2 separate regions of the Homo sapiens genome follow, and region 1 is linked to region 2. Evidence: read pairs that join two places in POLR2A ChIA-PET (ENCODE). Cell type or tissue: Panc1. All regions are shown on one strand. Links, peaks and the distances in the headings refer to the core of each region. The heading gives the core; the rest is flanking DNA. Region 1 has its middle 28 kb from the start of MMP19. Region 2 overlaps SLC39A5 (solute carrier family 39 member 5).

The links. ChIA-PET counts read pairs that join two places held together with the same protein. Peaks named below come from ENCODE experiments on the same cell type or tissue, not always from the same donor. Only the 100,000 strongest peaks of a DNase experiment are listed, where the experiment ranks them.
Region 1: POLR2A ChIA-PET joins it to region 2 with 12 read pairs; 2 of 35 experiments call an interaction of 5 or more read pairs at or near these places.

The regions. Positions count from the first base shown.
Region 1 is chr12:55,869,767-55,872,680 of GRCh38, reverse strand. It overlaps the pseudogene OLA1P3 and the pseudogene RN7SL676P. Among named protein-coding and RNA genes, the nearest start is that of MMP19, 28 kb to the right of the region's middle. In Panc1, for the core only: no CTCF peak of the experiment used is centred there; no DNase peak of the experiment used is centred there.
Region 2 is chr12:56,232,358-56,235,271 of GRCh38, reverse strand. SLC39A5 (solute carrier family 39 member 5) reads right to left here. Exons shown (of 13, transcript NM_173596.3): 5 at 2,400-2,583; 6 at 286-448; 7 at 1-115. Among named protein-coding and RNA genes, the nearest start is that of SLC39A5, 3.8 kb to the right of the region's middle. In Panc1, for the core only: no CTCF peak of the experiment used is centred there; a DNase peak (open chromatin) is centred at 1,549.

The sequences.
Region 1 (2,914 bases), core at 328-2,827, 360 kb after region 2:
CCTGTCTACCTCTGACTGCCAGCAGGACCTGTCCCTCGCTGACACTGATACCCCATATCATTGCCCACCCCAAGGATGATGACCCCCAAAAAGGGAGGTGATGGAATTAAACCACTCCCAATTATTGGAAGATTTGGAATCTCACTGAAAATTAGTGTTGCTGGATTGCCAAATGTTTGGAAATCTGCCATCTTCACTGTATTAACCAGTAGTCAGACTTCAGCAGTAAACTTCCTATTCTAAACTGTTGATTCTAACTAGAGGAGAGTACCTGTGCCAGATGAAAGATTTGACTTTCTTTGTCAGGACCACAAACTAGCACGCAAAATTTCTGCCTTTCTAGATGTAGTGAATATTGCTGGCTTTGTGAGAGGAGTTGATTTCGGCCGTGGAGACGCTTTTTTATCTCAAATCAGTGCCTGTGATGGAATCTTCCCTCTAACACTTGCTTCCAAAGATAATGATATCATGCATGTTAAAGAAAGTATAGATCCTGTTTGAGATATAGAAGTAATACATGAGGCCGGGCGTGGTGGCTCACGCCTGTAATCCCAGCACTTTGGGAGGCTGAGGCAGGTGGGTTACCTGAGGTCAGGAGTTTGAGACCAGCCTGGCCAACATGATGAAACCCCGTTTCTACTAAAAACACAAAAATTAGCCGGGCGTGGTGGCAGGAGCCTTTAATACCAGCTACTCGGGAGGCTGAGTTGGGAGAATCACTTGAACCTGGGAGGTGGAGGTTGCAGTGAGCCGAGATCATGCCACTGCACTCCAGCCTGGGCAACAGAGTGAGACTCTGTCTCAAAAAAAAAAACAACAAAAACTAATACATGAAGGGCTTAAATATGAGGGAATAATTGGGCCCATTAAAGATAAACTAGAAAAGGTGGCCTTTTTCTAGTTTAGTGAAAACTAGTGAAGGAGATAAAAAATTAAAACCTGAGGCCAGGCACGGTGGCTTACAGTTGTAATTCCAGCACTCTGAGTGGCGGAGGCGGGCGGATTGCTTGAGTCCAGGAGTTTGAGACCAACCTAGGCAACATAGCGCAACTCTGCCTCTACTGAAAAAAGAAATACAAAAAATTAGCCAGGTGTCGGGGCACACACTTGTAGTCCCAGCTACTTGGGGAGCTGAGATGGGAGAATCACCTGAGCCTGGGAACTCGAGGAACTGAGTCGAGATTGCACCATTGCACTCCAGCCTGGGCAATCAGAATTAGACCCTGTCTTCAAAGAAACAAAAGACCCTATATTAGTCAGGGTTCTCTTAGAGGGATAGAACTAATAGTATATATATATAGTAGTTTATTAAGTATTAACTTACACAATCACAAGGTCCCACAATAGGCTGTCTGCAAGCTGAGGAGCAAGGAAAACCAGTCTGAGTCCCTAAACTGAAGAACTTGGAGTCTGATGTTTGAGGGCAGGAAGCATCCAGCACGGGAGAAAGATGTAGGGTGGGCTGGGTGTGGTGGTTCACGCCTGTAATCCCGGCACTTTGGGAGGCTGAGGCGGGTGTATCACTTGAGGTCAGGAGTTCGAGACCAGTCTGGCCAACATAATGAAACTCTGTCTCTACCAAAAATACAAAAATTAGCTGGGTGTGGTGGCACATGCCTGTAATCCCAGCTACTTGGGAGGCTGAGGCAGGAGAATCACCTGAACCCAGGAGATAAAGATTGTGAGCCGAGGTCATGCCACTGTATTCCAGCCTGGGCAACAGAGTGAGACTCCGTCTCAAAAAAAAAAAAAAAAGGAAAAGGAAGATGTAGGGTGGTAGGCTAGGCCCGTCTCGCCTCTTCATGTTTTTCTGCCTGCTTTATATTCTCTGGGGGCTGATTAGATGGTGCCCACCAGATTAAGGGTGGATCTGCCTTCCCCAGCCCACTGACTCAAATGTTAATCTCTTTTGGCAATGCCCACACAGACATACCCAGGATTAATACTTTGTATCCCTCAATCCAATCAAGCTGCCACTCAGTATTAACCATCACAAGCCCCAAACATGATATAATTTGCAGTCAAATCCTGGGTATAGATCAAAAGAAACATCATTGTTTCTATCATGATTGGGACAAAGAGATTGTATTTTTAAATATTTATTTTTTACTTCTAAACCAGTGGTGTACTTGATTAATCTTTATGAAAAAGTCTGCATTAGAAAGAAAAATGAATGTTTGATAAAAATAAAGAGTTGGTGGACAAGTATGACTCCGGTGTATTGGTCATTACTTTGAGTGGGGCCTTGGAACACATGTTGCAAGAACTGAGTACTGAGAGAGACAGAGTATCTGAAAGTGAACATGACACAGAGTACTTTGCTAAAGATCATTAAGGCTGGTTTTGCAGTACTCCTGCTAGAACACTTTTTCACTGCAGGCCCAGATGAAGTACATACGTAGACCATCTGCAAAGAGATGGAGGCTCCTCAGGCCGTGGAACAGATTCATACAGATTTTGAAAAGGAATTCAGTATGGCTGACATAATGAAATATGAAAATTTTAAAGAGGACGTTTCTGAAAATGCAGTGAAGCCTGCTGCAAAGTACAGACAACAAAGCAGAAATTATACTGTGGAAAGTGTAGATGTTATTTTCTTTAAATTTAGTACACCTCAACAACCAAAGAAGAAACAAATTTTAGTTATTGCTTAGACAAATGTACAACTTCCAAAAGGCCTATGACTTTTTAAAATTAAAATTTCTGGCTGGGCATGGTGGCTCACACCTGTAACCCCAGCACTTTGGGAGGCTGAGGCGGGTGGATCACGAGGTCAGGAGATTGAGACCATCCTGGCCAACATGGTGAAACCCCGTCTCTACTAAAAATACAAAAATTAGCTGGGTGTGGTGGCACGTGCCTGTAATCCCAGCTACTCGGGAGGCTGAGCAGGAGAATTGCTTGAACCTGGGAG
Region 2 (2,914 bases), core at 137-2,636:
CCCAGGAAGCCCAGCAAGGGCCGTAGTAGACGAGGTCCCAGGAGCCGCAGCAGCAGCAGGGATAGGGGAGAAGGGAGGCTGAGCAACAGGACTGCCAGGGCACTCTGAAGCAGGGCTGGGGAGAATCAGGGGCTGAAGTTAGGTCAGGGCAAGAGGAGGGTCCCACACGTAAGGTGGAGCAGAGAGAACACTACAAGGAGAGGCAGGACCCCAGTGAGCCTCCTTTTTGGCATGGGCCCCACTTCCAGGATTCAGGGTGTCCCCCACCCACTCCTACTTGCTGACCAGATAGTAGATCCCCTGGGGGTGCAGGGGCCGGAGCGCCGATGCAGACGCGGCTGTCGATCTGATAAAGCAGGGCTGGGCACAGCAGAGCAAACTGACGAGGGGTCAGAGGAGCAGCGGGGCTCAAGCCAAAATTGACCAGCAGCTGGGAGCCGTTCAGACACTGGAGAATTGAGGGTCATACATTGGAGAATCACCAGGAACTATGACTCAGATCTTTAACACCTGGCCAGGTGTAGTGGCTCACACCTATAATCCCAGCCCTTGAGAGGCCCAGGCGGGTGTATCATCTGAGGTCAGGAGTTTGAGACCAACCTGGCCAACATAGTGAAACCCTGTCTCTACTAAAAATACAAAAATTAGCTGGGGATGAGCCGGGTGCGGTGGCTCACGCCTGTAATCCCAGCACTTTGGGAGGCTGAGGTGGGTAGATTGCCTGAGCTCAGGAGTTCGAGACCAGCCTGGGCAACATGGTGAAACCCTGTCTCTACTAAAATACAAAAAATTAGCTGGGCATGGTGGCGTGCACCTGTGATCCCAGCTACTCAGGAGGCTGAGACAGGAGAATCGCTTGAACCCAGGAGGCAGAGGTTGCAGTGAGCCGAGATTGCACCAGTGCACTCCAGCCTGGGCGACAGAGTGAGACTCCATCTCAAAAAAAAAAAAAAAAAATTAGCTGGGGATAGTAGTGAACACCTATAATCCCAGCTACTCGGGAGGCTGAGGCAGGAGAATTGCTTTAACCCAGGAGGTGGAGGTTGCAGTGAGCCAAGATCACGCCATTGCACTCCAGCCTGGGTGACAGAGTCAGACTCTACCTCAAAAAAATATATATATATATATTTAACACCTGTCCTTCCATTGCATAGACTCCTGGGTCTCTCCCAGGGTCCCCTTTGCTCCTACTGGCAGGTACCTTGGGGACTAGGGCCAAGGGTACTTATAATCAATGTGTATTATTAGTGAATATTCAGTCCAATGCAGGTATTCAATTTGATGCAAACTGGGTGCTAGTGAGCATTGTCATCATCTTCCCTGCAAACTCTGATCATTTCAATCATTTTGTTGATTTGATAAATGAAGCTGGTTGGAAAACTAGAGCTCTCCATGCCAGAATCTTAAAAGGGAAAAGACCCTGAAATGCCATCTAATCTCCCTCTCAACAGCCCTGTCGATGTTCATCCAGCCTCAGCTTGAATGCTTCCTGCAATGGGCACTCACTGGACCTCCATCAGGGTTAGGCAGCTTTGTCTGCCCTCTGGTGTAAGTGGAATATATTCTCTGTCTTTCTGGATGAAGACAGCCATCCATTCCCTGCAGGTCTCCTCTCCAGGTGACCATCCAGATCCTACCCTGGGCTGCTTCTCTAGATTCTCTGCTTTGCCATCTATTCCCCTAAACTGAGTCTTGGAGCTCTGGATATGGGCTCACCTGCTCTGATCCCAGAGGGAACATAGTTCACTATTGAAATAACATCCCCTAAGACCACAGTGAGATATTTTTTTTTTATTTTTTTATTTTTTTTATTTTCATTTTTGAGACAGAGTCTCGCTGTGTTACCCAGGCTGGAGTGCAGTGGTGCAATCTCGGCTGACTGCAATCTCCGCCTCCTGGGTTCAAGTGATTTTCCTGCCTCAGCCTTCCGAGTAACTGGGATTATAGGCATGTGCCACCACGCCCAGCTATTTTTTTTTTTTTTTTTTTTTTTTTTTTTTTTTTTTTGAGACAGAGTCTCCCTCTTGTTGCCCAGGCTGGAGTGCAAATGGTGCCATCTTGGCTCACTGCAACCTCTGCCTCCCAAGTTCAAGCAATTTTCTCACCTCAGCCTCCTGAGTAGCTAGGATTACACACACCTGTTACCACACCCGGCTAATTTTTGTATTTTTTAGTAGAGATGGGGTTTCACCATGTTGGCCAGGCTGGTCTCGAACTCCTGACCTCAGGTGATCCACCCACCTCGGCCTCCCAAAGTGTTGGGATTACAGGCGTGAGCCACCACGCTTGGTCCACGTTGGGATTTAAAAACAAAACAAAACAAAAAACTACTGATTATTTAAACATTTCAGGCCATCTAATCCCATGGCTCCTTCCCCTCTAGAGACCGTCAGACTCACATCCTCATTCAGGTGGTCAGCCAATGAGTGGTCCAGCAACAGAAGCCTGTGAAGGAGGTCCAGGCCCGAGGGGGCTGGCCCACGGGGTAGGTGAGGGGCCTTTGACTCTTCCAGGTCACCCCACCCTGAGGGACCCAGAGGCATCCCTGCCCAGACATCCACACTCAGCTCAGGGTTCTGTGGCCTGGAATGGATGAGACAGCAAGTCAGCCTCCCTTGTGTTCTCTATCAACCCGCTTTGAGAGGCTCCCAGGGATTTTAGGGGGAATGGGGGGACTAGCCACTGACTGGAGATCCTGGGACCCAGAAACCATGGAATGTCATTCTTAGGAAGATCTGTGAGTTGTCCATTTTCTGCCACTGGGGGGGACAGAAAAAAAAGGACGACAACCAAAAGGGCTACGAATGGCTGGGCACGGTGGCTCACGCCTGTAATCCCAGCACTTTGGGAGGCTGAGGTGGGTGGATCACCTGAGGTTGGAAGTTCGAGACCAGCCTGACCAAAATGGTGAAAC